2 separate regions of the Homo sapiens genome follow, and region 1 is linked to region 2. A link is an interaction called in ENCODE POLR2A ChIA-PET data of the cell type or tissue named here. Cell type or tissue: A673. All regions are shown on one strand. Links, peaks and the distances in the headings refer to the core of each region. The heading gives the core; the rest is flanking DNA.

Region 1 (10,346 bases), core at 4,035-6,534, 440 kb after region 2:
AGGTAATTTATAGTTTGTTAATAAGCAACAATTCAAGGTTTAGTTTTTGTTACATCTACTGTTCAAATTTACATGGATCGGTACCAGGCTGAAATGTTCACAGACTTTCCCTTTGTAAACTGCCTGCTATGCTCATAGAGACCTGGAGTGGGACTATCAGGAGACAGTGGCTGTGAATCCCTCATCATCAGTTCCCTGGACACTGGTGGGTGTCACTAGCCATACCTGGGCCATCAGCAGTGATGGCCACATCACAGCACCCTTTCCATCAACAATTCCTGATAGATAGGCCATGAATTCCACAGGAACTGGCTCATTTTTGCTCTCACAAGGAACTCTGCTGGCTACCTCATGTTGTCTTCCATTTTTGTTCTCTTCTGCTATAGTCTAGCTTATTGTTGTTGAGTCTATTGTTTAAAAATTATTTCCTGAGTAAATAGTATTAGTATTAAAGTGACTTGATGTAAGGAAAATGAATGTGCTGCAGTCAAGGGTAGGCCAAGGTGGCCTTCCAATGTAGCATGACTCAATGGGTTTGGAGTGCAGGTGCACAACTCTGCACATTATGAAACCACACCATGTGAGGCACATTAGGTGATCACCCATGTGAGCTTGTGCTTGGCTCGGAGCCACTGTTGTCTGTAAATGGTATAATTACCCTGCTAACGCTGTACATATGGGTTATGCCCAGGCTCACTCCCAGAGAGAGAATGTACTTATGGCTTGCACCCAGGTTGGCTTGAGGCCAGGCTCATGGCCAGGCTCGTGCCCAGGTTTATGCCCACAGCTTGCACCTGGGCTTGCTCACACCCAGAGAGAGTAAAAGCCATGTTGAAACTGTTTATGATTCCTTGAGTATTCTTCCAGCTACCTGCCACTGGTCTACCCACTCCCCTCAGTCCTCAGCTTGGGCTGGAACCTGACACTTGGCCTAACACTTGGTCGAAGGGCATGAATTTTATTTCAAGATTCAAATCAAATTGCTGAATTTCTTTGATGAATTTTCACATTAATCAGAGACATATAAATCCTTATTTCATGATAGTATTATCATTTACAACTCTTTGACAGTCTAACAAAATAACACAGCACTCACTTGGTTGTATTAATCTTCAGTTCTTTATGGTTTAGTAAGATGGATTTTTAAAAATATACTGTTGGGACATGTTTTTTTTTTTTTTTTGTCTTTTGCCCATTTTCCTCGTAGGTTATTTGTCCCATTATTTATAAGAATTATTTATGATGAAAATACAAATGAACTGTCACATTTTACAAATATTTTCTCTTTGCGCTATTATACTTAAAATTTTATTTATGGCACTTTTGGCATATTAATGTTGTTTAAAAATTGTTTATAATAAACTGTACTACTATTTTCCCTTATGATTTCCTTGTTTTTGTTTAACAAGTATTTACCTGGAGATAAAAGAAAATATTAAGTTTTTACCTTCCAATTTTTTGGCTTATACTTATCTTTTAATTTTCACATAGGGAATTGATTTGTTTCATAGTGAGAGGTTTTGTAGTTATCTTCATATAAGTATAAAATTGTATGATTTAATTGTTGATGTTCCTTTCTCATTCCTGACTATAACGAGAATACCTCTAGCATTTTCCTATTTGGCCTGATGGGGGCTTATAGGTTGAAGTAGCCATATTTTAATTCATGAGCATTTTAGTGGAATGCAGGGAGGTGATTCAGTTTTATTTCATCTATTACTAGTATAACCCAGAAACCTGATAGATGTAAATGTATACAAGGGCTGTTTCCCTGATTTACAGTTGGGTCTGATTTCTAAGCACAATTTTAAAAACATGTTTTTTTAAGGGGAAAAAAGGGACATATAAGTGGAAGCAGATATTCATGAAATATAAACTACTAGGCAAAGAGAGAAGCTTTCTGTTTTATCTGTTATAAAGAAAGTCTCATGTGATGTAGCCAGGTGAAAAATTACACAGATTAATGAGTAAGACCTTTTTCATTTTTAAGCTGCTTATTTCACAGCACCACACAGACCACATCAACTCTGGTGATCAGACCCATTTTGGGTAGTCTACTAGGAAAATGATTGTTAGTGGCATATACATTTATTTGAATTTAGAGTTCATACTGTAGTCATAAGTCAATTCAAAACCAGGAGATACCTTGCTATATTTATCCTTATAAACTTTGATCTTGTTATAAACCAAATGGTTTCCAAGAAAAGTAAGACAAAGATATACTTTATGGTTTTGTGGATACGCATGTCATACTTTGGCTGGCCACTGCATTTTGACCAGTCATTCTATATTTAGGGGCATTCCCACTTGAGTCCTACCTCTCCAATGTAGGAATTAGAATTCAGCTTACCAGCCTTTTTTGAACTAGGATGATGGCATGTGACTTGGCCCACCCATACACTCCTCTTCTGAAAGTAGCTGAGGTGTGGTTTTGCTTCCCATGGAGGAGTCTGAGTGGAATGAAAAGGCAGCAGCTTTCAGAGACAGCAGTGGTGGCTGACAGTGGGGTCCCGTGCCCAGGACTGGGACTGCAGTAAGTCTGCGGTTCCTGGCTGCTTAGTACCAAGTCCCATCCCTTTGTCTTCTTAGGGATTTTGGAAAAAGTTACCTAATACTCTCCAAGAAATTGCTTTTCTGCTTAAGCTAGTTACAGTACACCCTATGCTTTGTGACTGACAGCCCTAATCAGCAGCTGGTCCACAAAGAAAAAGACCACTGAGATCACAGTCCATCCAAAGCATAGCGGGAAGTTGAATTTTAAACCTGAATATTTTGGCTTGTTAGGTATATGCTCTAGGAACATGACTGTCTGTGTAATACCTGGGCAAGTGAAAAAAGAAAACTTCAGTTGGCCAACTCTAGCTTTGTTGGAACATGGTCTACAGTATAGTTTTGTATATGTCAAACAACAAGTTGAGTTGATTGTTTATGGTCATTAAATCAGCCCTTTGTTTTGGCACCCTGGCAACACAGGTACAACTTAGAGCACACTGTAGATTCCTAATGAGCTTTTGTATCTGGGCCAGGCTGAGTTTTATAAACGCAGATAAACAGAACTCATCTGCTTATAATTTGCTAGTGTAAACATGCCTGCCTGTGGGTTCCTGAAGCTTTGTGTCATGCTCTTTATCTTGGATGGTAGCTGGTGAGAAGCACATGATCCTATTTACAATGCAGCATATAGTTTCTAAATTGTAGTCGTCACAGCATCTCCCCGAGGTCATAACCCTTCCTATACTCTAGAACCCATCTCCTTACTTTAAAGAGGACACGCCAGAGGATTTTCCACTTCATTTAGTGATGTTTTGATGTGACAGCAGAGCGTAGATCAACTAGGATTAGAATACCCAAGGGCCTCCCACCTGTTGAAAGATAAAAATCTTCTCTTTGGTAGAATTTATTTTTTCTTTTTTTGAGACAGATTCTCACTCTGTCACCGAGGCTGGAGTGCAGTGGCATGATCTCGGCTCACTGTAATCTCTGCCTCCCAGGTTCAAGCAATTCTCCTGCCTCAGCCTCCTGAGTAGCTGGGATAACAGGCATGTACCACCACGCCTGGTTAAGCCTGGTTAATTTTTTGTATTTTTAGTAGAGATGGGGTTTTACCATGTTGGCCAGGCTGGTCTCGAACTCCTGACCTTAGGTGATCCACCTGTCTCGGCCTCCCAAAGTACTGGGATTATAGGCGTGAGCCACCATGCCTGGCATCTTTGGCAGAATTTGGTATGTAAATGGTATCTGTAAATAGTAGATATAATTAAGCCAAATTGCTTCTAGCCTGAGAGAGGATAGCATGTGTGTCACTTACATTGGTGGACTGAGGTTGTTTTTTTTTCCCCCAAGAAAGAAGCATTAGCTCCATTTTGATAGATGAAGAGTAAGTTCTACTGATGTCTAGAGAGGTTGGGGAATATGGCCAAGCTGACAGGTTAGGAAGTGGCAGAAGAAGGTCTCAAACCCGGATGTGCCTGACTGCAGAGCCTGCCCTCTTATCCCCTGCTCCCTGCTTCTTCTCTGCTGGGGCTCGCCATGTTAGTCCTGGGAGGGGCCATGCTGGCCTAGGGCAGACAGTGTCTGGGCACGGCCATTGGCTGCTCCTTTGACCCTTGCTTGGCATGCTGGCTAGGAGCAGCTTCAGCCTTCTCTCCTGTTAACAGTAATTTGACTTTTACGTCTTTAAGACTCTCTCTGAATTTCCAGAAAGCACATTTCTATAGGCTAGAAACCTCCCCAGGACAGGTTTCTTGGAGAAATACATCCTCTGGTTTTTGAATAACCACAAATGACAAGTTAAATTCTCTAATTCAATTACTTTGTTGAATTTCTACTGCAGGCCACATCCTTGTAATTTCTGAACACCATGAAAATTAAAGGGTAGCAGTTTAGTCCACATGGAAGGCTAACACCTAAGACACAGCAAACTTTTTTTTTCCTTTTTAGTTAAATGAATTCTTTGTCCTTTCCAGTTTTTTATTTTAATTTCCAATTATAAACAGTTGGAGATGCTGTGAAACTTTGAAAAGAAACAGCAGTTTCAAACATACTGAACCCTAAAAGCGAAAGGACTCCACATTAAATAAACTATCTTTTAAACTACTTAGTCAAATCACAGCCCAAGAACGTGGCTATTAGCTAGAGTGGGTCTTGTGTATTTGAGTGAACCGGGGCCATTTTGTATTTTTTCCAAAAGCTAAAACATTGCCAAGCTTTTGCATTAGTGGATGAGCTATGCAACCTTTTTTCCACTGAGAATTTTCACTCCCCAACTTCACCCCCAAGAGGCAGCCGCCCTCCCTGAGGTCATCTGGGGCTCTCTATTGTCCTGACTAAAGGGTATTACCAGGTCGTCCCTTATGTCTTCACAGCCTTAGACAGAGTCAACTTTCACTCACTTTTCAATCTAACTGTGCCCTTTGATGTCTGAAGTTTGCTATTTACCTCTGACTCCCTGGATAAGCCAAGCCTCTTGCCTCCAAGGTTCTATTCAACACACGCCCCAGGTGCAAACAGTCCCCAGCTCCTGTAAATTCTGCCTCCCAGAAAACCTTCATAGCCGTAAGCTCCTCTTCTCACCTGTCACTGCCTTGATTCAGGCCTTTGTCATTTCCCAGCTGGTTGGATGATCGCAGACCCCACTAAGTGGTCCTCCTTCCTGTCTAATCCTTGCACCTCCTTGCTGTCAGGGCGTTCCTACATTTCAGACCTCTGCTGAAACAACTTTCATGGCTTTTGACAACTTTAAGGATAAAGTGCGAACTCCTTAACATTGAAAGAAAAACAGAAGGAAGAGAGGGAGAGAGGGATGGAGGAAGGGAGGGAGAGAGAGAGGGAGGATGAGAAGGAGGAAGAGAGAGAAGAAAAGAGGAAGACAGGTCTTTTCTTCCTCTGGCTCCTGCATCCACGTTGGCACCATTCCTTGTTCCACACTCTTACTCTCCCTTCGGCCAAGTCACCATGTTCCCTCTTATTTCCAACACTTCCCCTCTTCCCTCCATCTGGCTAACACATACTTGTGCTTCATGGCTTAGCTCCTTGGGAAGCCTTCTCTAAGCCCCACAATTCCACATAAGAAGCCCCGCTCTGTGTCCCCTTGGTCATGACACCCATTGCTTAGTTTTTTAGTGTGTATTTATTTGCTGCCCCACTGAACAAGGAAGAACTAGGGGGAGGTGTCTTCCTCATCCTTGAATCCAGAGGATAGCACAAGCCTAGCAACTGGGAGGCAGTGAATAAATGTTTGAATGGTTGCTGACTGAGGAAATCTCACTTCCTACTGCTCATAAGACTCCTTGCATCTTGGATTCTGCTCCTTGCTCTTCACTTTACAGATCCCAGAGCCTGGCAAAGTTATTCATTGCCATGGTCTACTTAGTAATATAAAGAGAAGACCTGGCCAGGCACAGTGGCTTACGCCCATAAAATTCTAGCACTTTGGGAGGCAAAGGCAGGAGGATCACTTGCATCCAGGAATTCCAGACCAGCCTGGGCAACACGGCAAGACCTCATCTCTAAAATTTTTTTTTTTTTTAATTAGCCAGGCCTGGTGGAATGCACCTGTGGTCCCAGCTACTAAGGAGACTGAGGCAGGAGGATTGCTTTTGCCCAGGAGGTTGAGGCTGCAGTGAGCCATGATCACACCACCGCACTCAGCGTGGGCAGACAGAGTGAGACCCAGTCTCACAAAAAAAGAGAGAGAGGACTTAAAACTCTCCCTCTTCTTTTCCTCTTGCTTTGGTCCCAGGTGACCAAAAGCCTTACTTCACTTTAAGACATTGCTAGCCTGTTTTCTATTTGAGAGACTTTATCATATCTTATCTTCGTATCTCTAGTAGCTGGCACAGGACTGGCTTATAGAAGATGCTTGATCAGAGAGTAGAATAAACCTTCATATCCAAGATGAGGAATCTGAGGTCTAGAGAGGTTACTGACTTACAACCACCACTCAGCTGCTACCTGCTGCAGTTGGTGTGAACCTATTTATTCTGACTTCTAATCCCTGCTCTGTTTGCTACAGCAGCCTGCAAGGTTGAAGTGTGTGATATATTTTATTAAAGTAATATTAATCCCTGAGAGGAGATTTGGGAATTTCTCATGGTGGACTTGAGCTGGGTAAAATGAGGGTTAGCCTCTCCTTCCTTGCCTCTCATTTCTCTTGAAATTCGATTCTCCTTGTAAAAACTTTCCCCAAGAGTTAGCGCATGTATTTCAGGTGTGCCTGCCTTTGTGTTATTCAAGTTTGTAAAGTCTGCGTCTTAGCTCTGTTTATAGAGTGCCTGCGCATTAGTCAGGACAGGCTAAAGTGCTGTGAAAATAGGCCCAGGCTGTGGTGACTTAAGTACAATAGAAGTATCTTTTCCACATAGTGGATGTTCCAAGTCAATGGGGTGACAGTAAGGTGGCTTCTTCTTGTGGGTAGGTTGACAAGGGCCTCTGCTGTCTTCAAAATACAGCTTCCGAGCTTGCTGTTTGTGATGGCTGTTTAAGCAACTGAAAGGAGAAAAAACATGGCAGTGATGTGATGTGCAGGAAGTTTTGTGGGCTAGGCCAGGAACTAGGGTTACCAACTCAACCTGATTTTCTTCAAATTATACTGGTTTTATTTTTATTTTTGGCCAGGAAAGGGAACTTTTGTATATACTGCTTTTAGAACAGAAAGTTCCATATCCAGGGGAACCCCTCAGTCCTGGGTAAATAGGGACAGCTAGTCACCCTGCTTGGTCATGGCATACCCCGCTTCTGCTCATGTTTCATTGGCTAGAACTTGTCAACTGGTCACACAGACTGCAAGGGATGCTGGGAAATGTCATCTACTTGTGTGCACAGGAAACAGTCCCAGATTCACAAAGAGCTCCCTGCATAGACAGTTGGTGAATGTTTCTTATAGCTATAAACAGTGAAGCTGAGAAGCCTAAAAACTGGTTTACAAAAGGAAATCGACACAGAAGGGTGAAATAAGGACCCAAAATCCAGGCCAGGAAGTGATGCCTGAATAAAGCCTTTGTTGGTGGTTACTAACGATAATGGGGTGCCCTGTGTTTCTTACCACAACCTTACTCAGGGTTTAGAGTAAGGCTTTTTGTGACTAAGACTAGATACAATCGTGTTTTGAAATCTCACCTTTATTCATCCATACATAGGTTAGCAAGGATTCATACGGAGCAAGCCTCTGAGGAACAGAGAATTTGTAGTGATGAAACAAAATGACTGGACTTCCTCTACAGGCAGCTTTCAGGAATATGTTCGCTACCTCTGTTCTTGGAGAACCTTGCTGGATCTTATTCTACTAACAGCCATGATTTGACCCACTGTATATTTAAATCCATGCTGTATTAATCATAGTATCACTTGTTGTAAGCTTTCTATGTGCCAGGACAATGCTAAACGCTTTACTTGCATTATCTCATTTTATCCTCACAACACTAAAGTGCTTTAATTTTCCCTGCATTACAGATGATGAAATTAAGAGTGATAGAGGTTAAATGGTTTGTATATCACCACACAACTGTATGTTACAGAATTAAGATTTAGCCCCAGCTCTGTTTCTTTCTAATACCTGACTGCATATTCTACACTAGAGAGAGGTCTGAGAGGGGATTATATTGTTAATTTTGGGATAAACTAAAATCTGCCCCAAGGATATCATATTTCTTTAGGATGAGATGAAAGGAGAGATAAGAAATATGTACTCCAGTAAAATATTAGTTAAATGAGTCCTGTGTTACAGTACATTATCTTATTTCTAGAAACACTTGCATATTACCAAAGTGTGTATGCATGTGGGTGTGCATGTGTGTGTGGTGTATGCATGCATGTGTGTGGCAGGGGTCAAGGCCAGAGTCAGTCGGCAAGTACCTGTATAGGAGACACTGAGGTAGGCTGTTCTGAGCTCTTCTTTCCAGAACTCAGGTGTTTATTCCCCCACCTTCTGGGAACGTTGGCAGCTGATAGCTCTTAGCTCAGTTCTTCTCCAGGACTTTCCCTCAGGCTAAAGAGAGATTTCTTGCCCAAGGTCATGCCCTTTTCCTGAGGGCAGTCCACACCCAATATGACTGATTCACTCAAGAATACAAATGCCCTTGCCCCAGTTGGGGACAATTCTGAAGGCCATCCAACCTCTGTGTAGTATCAGCGGAGGCTCTAATTGCTATTGTATCCTAGATCAACTTCTTCCTCTAAGCAATAATCCTTTTGTGCCTCTACAAGTGATGACTCTGAGAGCAATCCCACCCCCGTAAAATTCCTGTGTGCCAATCTCCATCACAGAGTTGCTTTCTGGGGAACCCAAACTCCATTTTATATCATTATATAAATATAGTATATGCCATTGCCAAATCCTTATCTATTGTCTTTATTATGAAGACTAGAAACTAGAACACATGCCCTCACACACACCAACACACACATATTTCTTAAATAAGCATAGATTATTCAAACATGAATTATTTGTTATACCCCGCTCCACTGTTCCTTCTGCAGTGGGCCATGTAGAGCAGGGAACCCTGGATCTGGTATGTGTCTCTGAAAGTCAGGATGTGAGCCTGCCTGAAAGTCTTCATTTTGAATTTTTAAAAATGTTAGTTTTATCTCTCCCCTCCAACCCCATTTAACATTCATTATTGTGTTGCAAATACAAACACAGAAATAGAATCAGGGACAGGGTCAAAACAGGCCTGCAAATAAGTGGTTAGGTAGGAGGATGGTTGTACTTTAGTGGAGAGAGCATCCTGTAGAATTCACCTCTTCAATATTTCTTGACTTCGTCTACTTTCCTCTTTCCTGTTTATTTTCTCTTGTCTGGTTTGGTCTAGTGTCTTATCTAGATTACTACAATAAATCCCTGTTTTTTCCCCCCCATCTCCTGTCTTATTCGCTCCAAAAAATATCCATATTGCAGCCAGTAATTTGCAGTATAAATGTGTTATCCCACTTGTTTAAATCTTTGAGTGGCTCCCTGTGGCACAGATGGCTAGCTGTCCCCCAAAATATATGTTCCCCTTCCGTAGGATAGAGTTATCTTCAGAAAGCTGCAACTACATTTGACAGACCATTCTTATTTCTGGGTGTGACCATGTGATGAAGCTCTTGACAATGGAATGTTAACAAAAATAGTGTAGGTCACTTACAAGCCATGGATTTTAAGAAATAAATGTAGTTTTCTATGCTGTCTTCTTATCTCTTCTGGCTGGAAAAAGATAAGACCCTAAGGGTTGATGGAGCAACACGACAGAAGAAGCCTGAGTTCTTGAGTCATCGTTAAGAAGAGGACTGCCCACCGACAGTTTGAATGTAATAGTTTGAATCTTCTGCTTCAAACTATTACGTGAGCAAGAAATGATTTTCTGTTGAGTTTCAGCCAATGTACATATTGAAGTCTAATTGTTACAGCAGCTAACCCACTCAAACTAGTAGATTCTTTATTACTCTTAGGATAAAATGTAAATTGTATAACAGGACTTACAAGGCCCTGTGTGATTTATCTCCATTTTGCTTCTTTAGTCTCACTGCTGTGGTTAAGACTATAAGCTCCAGAGCACATTCACAAGCGTTCGTATCCTGGCAAGTCCAGTTGGATGCTGTACACACAGTGGGTTGCATCACAGCTAACAAACCCTGAGCTTAGGAATTCTAGCTCTTTTTAACTGGGCTGTGAGCAAATCCACCTGAACTTTGCCTCAGCATGAAATAGTATCTTTATTATAACAGTGAACAAATCTGCCCTCTGCTCTGGGAGAGACATAATCTCTATCTTTGAAAGCTGTTTGCAATCCTTAAAAATACCAGTCTGGAACATAAACTGTCAGTGCCTCTGCTCATAAGATGTGCAGAAATTCAAGAGACCCGGGGAG
Region 2 (9,325 bases), core at 6,463-8,962:
CCAATGAACTCTAGTTTCCAGGAACAGCTGGTGATGCCATGGATGGCAGTGCATGCTGGACATCAAGTGGCGTGGTTTGATAGTATGATTTTGACTGTGGCCCAGGCTGCCTTTTGTTTACCTTTTTTATACCTATTTTTAAGTGCAATTTTCTTCCTTTCTTTCTTTTTTTGAGATAGAGTCTTGCTCTGTCATCCAGGCTGGAGTGCAGTGGTGCGATTTTAGCTCTACAACCTTCGCTTCCCAGGTTCAAGCAATTCTCCCGCCTCAGCCTCCTGAGTAGCTGGGACTACAGGTGCGCGCCACCGTGCCCGGCTAATTTTCGTATTTTTAGTAGAGACAAGGTTTTGCCATGTTGGCCAGGCTGGTCGTGAACTCCTGACCTCAGGTGATCCGCCCACCTCAACCTCCCAAAGTGCTGGGATTACAGGTGTGAGCTGTCACTCCTGGTCAAGTCCAACTTTCTGATCTTCTTACCGATTCAATGAGCTACCAAATTGCTTTTAGCAAAATCCTTTTATACTCAAATCAACACAGATGGGTTTTGTTCCTTGACACCAAGAATCCTGTTGGAGATGAAATCAAAAATTATTATGACTTTGGTGCCTTGTTCTTCAGGAGCTGGGCACACAAATGACTTCAGTAGTCTATATAATTGGGGAGAAGACAAGCCCCTTGAAGCATCTACTATGTTAGCATGTACTACGCCGGACAGTGAGGTTCAGAAATGAACACATGAGGCTTCTGCCCCCAGGGAACTCAGTGTGTTAGGAGAGATGAATCAATGATATAGCAATTCCATTAGAAAAAGTGCTAGAGATGTGTGGAGGGTATGATGGGGTCACCAAGGAGGAATACATACCTGTTTAGCTAAGACAGAGATGTTTTCTAGTTTGTTCTTGCTGCTATACCAAAGCATTCACAGACTGGGTAATTTATAAATAATTGAAATGTATTTCTCATAGTTCTGGAGCCTGGGAAGTCCAAGATCAAGGCTCCAGCAGATTCAGTGTCTAGAGAGGGCTTGCTTGCTGCTTCCAAAATGGCACCTTCTTCCTGCCTCTTCATATGGAGAAAGGAACAAATGCTGTGTCCTCATGTGGCAGAGAGTGGAAGGGGAGAAAGTGCCAGGCAGCTCTCTGAAGCCTCCTTTATAAGGACATTAATCCCATTTGTGAGGGCAGAGCTTTCGTAACTTAATCACTTCCCAAAAGGTCTCACCTCTGAATACTATCACATTGGGTACTAGGTTTCAACATGAATTTTGGAGAGACATAAACATTCAAACTATAGCAGACACTGAATGAGCAAGGCTTTGGAGAGAGGGACGTGATGCTTGAGTTGAGTCTTGAAAGAAGTGTAAAAGTATATTAGACAAAAGCAGAGGAGCCCAGAGAAAGAGGAGGTATTTCCCTGTGCAAGAGCAAAGGCCTGAAGGAGAGATTCAGCATGGTGTGTGTATTGGTCAGGGTTCTTTAGAGGGACAGAACTAATGGAATATATATATATATATATATATATAAAAATAAAGGGGAGTTTATTAAGTATTAACTCACATGATCACAAGGTCCCACAATAGGCCATCTGCAGGCTGAGGAGCAAGGAGAGCCAGTCTGAGTCCCAACACTGAAGAACACGGAGTCCAGTGTTCTAGGGCAGGGGGCATCCAGCACGGGAGAAAGATGTACGCTGGGAAGCTAGACCAGTCTCTCTCTTCACATTTTTCTGCCTGCTTTTTATTCTAGCCATGCTAGCAGCTGATTAGATTGTGCTCACCCAGATTAAGGATGGGTCTGCCTTTCCTAGCCCACTGACTCAAATGTTAATCTCCTTTGGCAACACCCTCACAGACACGCCCAGGATAAAAACTTTGTATCCTTGAATCCAATCAGGTTGACGCTCAGTATTAACCATTACAGCGTGTGTGGGATTAAGCAGTTTTGTGCTGCTAGAACCACCATGTTCCTGGTGAAGGATAAGGGAGTTGTCATGAGTAGTAGGCTCTGAGTACAGGGCTTGTGTGCAGAGGTCGAGATTGGGAAGAGCTGCCTATGAGTCTGGGATGTGGTGTGGACCAGGGATATGAAGAAAGATTCAGTGGTGCAGAGGGCTCAGGAGAGGCTAAATGCTGTGATATCTTTATGGAAACTGCCTACATGATTATCAGATTTTCTCCAGAAATACTCAGCTACTAGTATATACCAGTACAGAATAACGCTGGTCCAGAATTAGGTTTTCATTGTAAAAATAAAGGCAGGCATCTGAATTTGGAGAACCTGATCTTGGACCAGGTTTGCTCAGAAAGAACTAGGCCCACAATTGAAAGCTGCCTCTGGTTCAGATGGGGGAGAAGAGGTAGGGGTTGGCTGAGAAGGCTGGCAGGGTAGAGTCTCGACTGAAATCTGCCACGTATGGCCCACAATCCATTTCATGCCCTAACACAAGGGGTATTATAAGTTTTGAGTATAAAAGAAAATTATGGGCCGGGCGCAATGGCTCACACCTGTAATCCCAACACTTTGGGAGGCCGAGGCGGGCGGATTACCTGAGGTCAGGAGTTCAAGATCAGCCTGGGCAACATGGTGAAACCCTGTCTCTACTAAAAATACAAAATTAGCCGGGCTTGGTGACACATGCCTGTAATCCCAGCTACTTGGGAGGCTGAGGCAGGAGAATCGCTTGAAACTGGGAGGCAGAGGATGCGGTGAGCCGAGATCACGCCATTGCACTCCAGCCTGGGCAACAAGAGTAAATCTCTGTCTCACCAAAAAAGAAAAAAAGAAAATTGTGATTATAAAATACAATTTTAAAATAGACATCTCAATTCACCTCACCACACATATAAAGATACGTTTTACATTTTTATGGCGTGTCAACACACTATTCACTTCCCTTATGAGGGGAATGCATAAGCACCCTTTAAGCATTTTAAGGGAAAAGCTTGAAATTATTGTAATAAACAGAGGGCTTTCGTGTAAAAAGCATTTATTTGATCTTCACAAAAGCTCCCTGCAGAAGGTATCATTATGAACCCATTTTAAAGAAAGGGGAACCGAAGGGCAGAAAAGAAAACTTGCCCAAGATTACATAGGTGAGAAGCGGGTTAGGGTCTGACACATATGATCTGACTCCAGAGAAGGTGCCCCTAACGATGCATTCCATTGTCTCTCCTTGGAAATCTCACCTCCTCTTCATCATTATGCAATGAATTTTGTCCCCCTGCTATAGTTGGGATGTTTGTCCCACCCAGATCTCATGTTGGATTGTAATCCCCAGTGTTGGAGGTGGGGCCTGGTGGAAGGTGTTTGGGTCATGGGGGCAGATTCCTTGTGGCTTGGTGCTGTCCCCACGATGGTGAGTTATCATGAGATCTGATTGTTGAAAAGCGTGTGGCTCCTCCCTCCCCTTGCTCTCCCCATGTGGCATGCTGCTTCACCTCTGCCATGAATGAAAGCTCCCTGAGGCTTCCCCAGAAGCCAAGCAGATGCCTGTGCCATGCTTCCTAAACAGCCCGCAGAACTGTGAGCCAATTAACTCTCTTTTCTTTATAAATTACCCAGCCTCATGTATTCCTTTATAGCAATGCAAGAATGGTCTAACAACTCCCTCCTTCCCCGCCACTTCCCTAAATTAATACATTGAAGTCCTAACCCCCAGTACCTCAGAATGTGACTGCATTTGGAGATAGGGTCTTTACAGAGGAATTAAAGTGAGGTCATTAGGGTGGGCCCTGATCTAATATGACTGGTGTCTTTATGAGAATAGGAGATTTGGCACAGACACCTACAGAGGAAAGACTATGTGGTATGGTTTGGCTGTGTCCCCACCCAAATCTCACCTTGAACTGTAGCTCCCACAATTCCCATGTGATGTGGGATGGACCCAGTGGGAGGTAATTGAATCATGGGGGCGGTCTTTCCTGTGCTGTTCTCTTGATGGTGAATAAGTCTTATGAGATGTGATGGTTTTATAAAGAGGAGCTCCCCTGCACAAGTTCTCTGTTCCCTGCTGCCAAGTAAGATGTAACTTGCTCCTCCTTGCCCTCTGCCGTGATTGTGAGGCCTCCCCAGCAATGTGAAACTGTGAGTCAATTAAACCTCTTTCCTTTATAATCACCCAGTCTTGGGTATGTCTTTATTAGGCATGTGAGAACAGACTAATACACAATGCGAAGACACAGGAAGAAGACAGCAATTGTAAGCCAAGGCGAGGGGCCTAGAGCAGCTCTTTCCCTCGCAGCCCTCAAAAGGAGTGATCCCTGCCAACACCTTGATCTCAGACTTCTAGCGTCCCAGCCCGTGAGAAAATGAATTTCTGGAGGTGAAGCTTCCCAGGCTGTAGTACTTTATTATGGCAGGCCTAGAAAACGAATTCATTCACAGACCCCCAGTTAAGAAGAAGCAGGAGGAGGAGGCAAAAAACAAATTACTCTTTTAAGTGAATTCATCTCATGTTAAAATATAAAATATGTGAGAATGTGTGCATTTCATTAGATATGGGGAGCTTAATTGAATCATCTTTTAAAAGAAATAATCGGAATTTAGTTCTATAATAAGAGTAAAATCAAGAAAGCAGGAAAAGTCTGAATTTATATTGATGTAGTACCCTTGAAGTAGTATCATAGACCGGAAACAGCAGCTTCATTAAGGCCAAAGTGTGTTTGTTAATTAGCTGTGGTCCTCTCCAGTGAGCCGACCAATAGATGCCATCAATGATGAGAGAGCATGGACTTATTGACGAAAAGATGAAGTCAGTTGGGCATTAGACACACATGTTTCCTCCGAGGGCGGCAGTACTTTCATTAATAATGAATTCTGTCTTTCCTTATGTCTTCTGAGCTTCCCACTAATGCTGGAATTATTAGTGTGAAACATGAGGCCTTCCGGTAATTATAGGCAATTCAGAGAGTCTTAAAAAGTGTGATCATGTATTCCAGGGAAAAACAATGTCCAGCATTTTTTTTTAAATAAATTTCAACTCGTGTGTTTAGTACCTTCTACATGCAAGGTGGTGAAGTGCTGGCTCTGGAGGCTTTATTGTGTTTAGGATTCTGAAAGTGCTTATGGCCTGAGGCCCTGAAGAGGTCTGTATTCTGGCCTTTTATTTTATTTTTTTGAGACATTCTGACTCTGTCACCCAGGCTGGAGGGCAGTGGTGCCATCTTGGCTCAGTGCACCCTCCCAGGTTCAAGTGATTCTCCTGCTTCAGCCTCCCGCGTAGCTGGGACTACAGGCTTGTGCCACCACACCCAGCTAATATTTTGTATTTTTAGTAGAGATGGGGTTTCCATATGTTGGTCAGGCTGGTCTTGAACTCCTGGCCTCAAGTGATCTGCCTGCCTCAGCCTCCCAAAATTCTGGGATTACAGGAGTGAGCCACCATACTTGGCCTGTATTCTGACCATTTAAAGAGAAAAATAAATTAGGGAACATCCCAGTCGTGGGTCTGAATCATTTTAACATTTAAATGCCTTGTTTGTAGATTTGAAAGAAAATCAAACTTTGACCAGCTTGTCACTTTTTGGCTTCCTGTTCCATGCTTTATAGAGCCATATGTTTCATGTTTGAAAAAGTTTAAAATCAGTCAGCTTAATTAAATGTTTCATTTTCACAGACGTTTTAGTCTCCTTTCTCTCTATACCCAGGAGCTCGTGCTCTCATTTTACCAGCTCATTTCTTATGAGCTCAGAGGGGCTAAACATACTGTGTAGACTAACATAGGATCGACATGATGTAGGGGAATTTTAACATTTTTAGAGACAATAGACAGTGGCTGGCACTCAATCCAACTTTCAATAAATGAATGGAAAGAAAAGGATGGGCAGAGAATTGCTTGAATCCAGGAGGCAGAGGTTGCAGTAAGCCGAGATTGTGCCACTGCACTCCAGCCTGGGCAACCCAGCCAGACTCTGTCTCAAAAAAAAAAACAAAAAAAAAAAAAAAAAAAAAAACCTGTCACATTTTTCACACCAAAAACAAAAACACCAAAATCACATCAACAAGAAGTAAACCTTGTTCTACAAGCCACCAAACCAACACAAACCTGATGCTTTTGGATAATGAATCTTGTCTGTCAATAAAACCGCAGTATGGCTTGGCCAAATCAGTAAGAATGAGGAGACGTGCAGTGAGGAGGATTCACATCAATCAGAAAGCGGTCCGCAGCTGCCTGGGCTGACGGGAGGGCAAGCTGTGGTTGGTTTGACTGTGTGTAGAAGATGCCAGAGACTGCTAGTAAACAGATTGAAAACTGTAAACTGTGTCTTCTTTCCTTTTGGGAACCTCTGTGGGTGCACTCTCCAAGGCCAAGCCCAGTTCCTTCCCTTGGTCTCATCACTGGTCTCTTTATTTCCCTCCTGTACAGTTCAAGAGGCCTGGGCGATGTGACCTGAACAGAATGAGGTCAGCTGAATAAGAAGAAATACACCAGTAAAGGAAGATTTGCAGATTTCTCACCCTTCACTGGGCCTTCTTGATTAGCCACAGTGACTTGGATCAATTCCGTCATTTCATGAACCGATATTTTCCATTCTCTACCCTTTCCTCTGACTCTGGTCTTCTTGCATCTCTGCCTTTCCAAATGGCTTCTCAACTATATAATTTTTACCAACTCAGCTCTAATGATAGACGAAACCAACATTAAGCTATTGAACTCATATATTTTAGCATGTGCCTACACTCTTGAAGGCAGCAATGAATAAAAATTCTGCTGGGAAAATATAGTATTATACCATGTAATGGTGAGGATGAATTTGTAAATACACTTTTGTTTTCAAATCTTCCACAACCCAAGGCACCAACAGGGCCGAGGGGTTTGGTGAATTGTGGGAAAATAGAGGTGCTTGGATATGTGTAAGTGAGTAGCTCATTTAGCAGGTGTTCCACCACCTGCTCACAGACCACAGGGAATTTCATAGCTGGTGCACATGTGGCAGCAAGGGCCACGCGACTGGAAATGAAAGTGAGTTGTCAATTTTTCTTCTCTCTCTCTTTTTTTTTTTCTTTTTCTTTTTTTTTTTTTTTTTGAGATGGAGTCTTGTTCTGTCACCAGGCTGGAGTGCCGTGGTGCAATCTTGGCTCACTGCAACCTCTGCCTCCCGGGTTCAAGTGATTCTCCTGCCTCAGCCTCCTGAGTAGCTGGCACTACAGGTACATGTCACCACACCTGGCTAATTTTTGTATTTTCAGTAGAGATGGGGTTTCAGCATGTTGGCCAGGCTGGTCTTGATCTCCTGGCCTTGTGATCTGCTCGCCTCAGCCTCCCAAAGTTCTGGGATTACAGGTGTGAGCCATCGCGCCCAGCCGAGTTGTGGATTGTTCTATATTTTCATTCAACATTTCTTCAAATGTCCTTTCCCTTTAAAGAATCATCAAAATCTCTTTCCTTTAAAGTTAACACTACAAGTAATCGAAGTCCCATTTCCTGGAAATATAGGCTGGATGGCAGCCATCCCTCAAATGAGCCCCCATGGGGAAGACTTGGAGAGTGCACTCCTAACTTAGGTTTCCGGTGGACATGTATGAAGCCCCACGGGCTGGAAGCTGAGGTCATGGATTACTCTCTCACTGCTGCTGAGTGCCAGTTCATCATGTGCTTCCTGTCATTATTCTCTTACATCATGCATAACCCTGTATCTCTTAGCCCATCTCCTCATGCACAGATTTCTAATCAGCTGTGAAAAAATACTATGAATATCTCTGCATTTAAGAAGAGATGCTAACTTTTAAAAAATAATAAAAAGAAGAGATGCTAATGGGAAAAGGGTTGAGGAACAGCTGTGGATTGGAAGTAATGGGGTCAAGTAAAATAGGGCAGCAAATCAGGAAATGGGGTAGGTGTAGGCACTGGGGAGAGGAAGCTATGCAAACCAGCCAACATCACCATTAACATGTTCCTTGTTTTCCTCTGAAATCCTCTTCTAATAGCTGAGGTAGCATGAGGTTGCAGTGGAAGGAACATGAGCTTTGCTACGAGATAAATACACGTAAGAATCCTGCCGCATCATGAGGCTCTGTGATATGGCAAAGTTTCTTAGCCCTTCCTAGCTTCAGGTTGGTAATAATACTAAGCTTTCAAAACTATTGGAAGAAACAGAGATCATGGAATGAGGAATGGCTGATACCAGGCACTCAGTACATGGCAGAACAATTATTATTATTGAGACAGGGTCTGGCTCTGTCATCTAGGCTGGGGTGCAGTGGTGCAATCACAGCTCACTTTAGCCTCGACCTCCAGAGCTCAAGTGGTCCTCCGAACTCAGTCTTCTGAGTAGCTAGGACCATACATTCATTCACACCACCATGCCTGGATAATTTTTTAAAATTTTTGTAGAGATGGGGGTCTCACTATGTTGCCCAGGCTGGTCTCGAACTCCTGAGCTGAAGCAGTCCTCCCTCCTTAACCTCCCAAAGTGCTGCGATTACAGGCGTGAGCCAACACACCTGGCCAGAAGCTAGCACTAATGATAACTAGGTTTGTGTCTGCAATGCACTGACTTGATGCTTGCTCAGATGGGGGGCAGGGGAAAAGTAAAGATAACCAGGAAGCTGGCAGGACCCTGAAGAGAACAGCATTAATCTCACATTAGCCACATGATGTGCCTTTATCTTTATCACAACTTCTCTCTAATCTTCCTCAACATTTAAATCAAATAATGAGCCAAAAGGATGATAAGAGAGAACAATGTCAACAACTATGAAGGATCTGAGATTTTTGCCCTGCTTGGAAGCTCACAAGTGAGCCAGTCGCAGCTCCATTGATGCTAGCAGAAGACATGAGACTCCCAGTCAGCAACAAAAGACCTCATGACAGCACAGCTGGCAGCGTGAGCTTCGTGTTCCCATGGGTTCCCTGGGAGCCCCAAGTCCCATGGGGGTGATGCAGAGGTGGGCCCAGGTGGCTGCTGTGCACGCAGTGCATTATGTCACAGCCAAGGAACCTGGAGCTTAAGATATTCCCAGTCTTCCAAGGGGACTATTAACAAGCCTGCCCAATCTTTCTCCTGGAGAGGGACATTATCTTTATTATCCCTGCAAGGAAACAGACCTGCCCTCTGCCTATCTTCCACTGTTGTTTTGTATACAAATATCTTGGAAAAGGCAGTCTGCATCAGGTGTGTTGAAACACCACAGACAATTGCTTTCCAACCAAGTAAGACACAGCCAGAGGCAGAATTCAAAAGAAAGCACTGCGATTAGAGAAGATGCCTTAAAGTTTTTATTTCTTTAATCAAGAAGTTGATAAACCCCCATCAAATCTTAAATAACAGCTCCTATGTTTGCCAGAGACTATAGGGAAAGCCTATTATTGCTGTGTTATATGCTAG

What was found. ChIA-PET counts read pairs that join two places held together with the same protein. Peaks named below come from ENCODE experiments on the same cell type or tissue, not always from the same donor. Only the 100,000 strongest peaks of a DNase experiment are listed, where the experiment ranks them.
Region 1: POLR2A ChIA-PET joins it to region 2 with 12 read pairs; 2 of 35 experiments call an interaction of 5 or more read pairs at or near these places.

Annotation. Positions count from the first base shown.
Region 1 is chr6:118,343,967-118,354,312 of GRCh38, reverse strand. No RefSeq gene overlaps it. Among named protein-coding and RNA genes, the nearest start is that of PLN, 200 kb to the left of the region's middle. In A673, for the core only: no CTCF peak of the experiment used is centred there; no DNase peak of the experiment used is centred there.
Region 2 is chr6:118,786,467-118,795,791 of GRCh38, reverse strand. No RefSeq gene overlaps it. Among named protein-coding and RNA genes, the nearest start is that of ASF1A, 100 kb to the left of the region's middle. In A673, for the core only: no CTCF peak of the experiment used is centred there; a DNase peak (open chromatin) is centred at 7,531.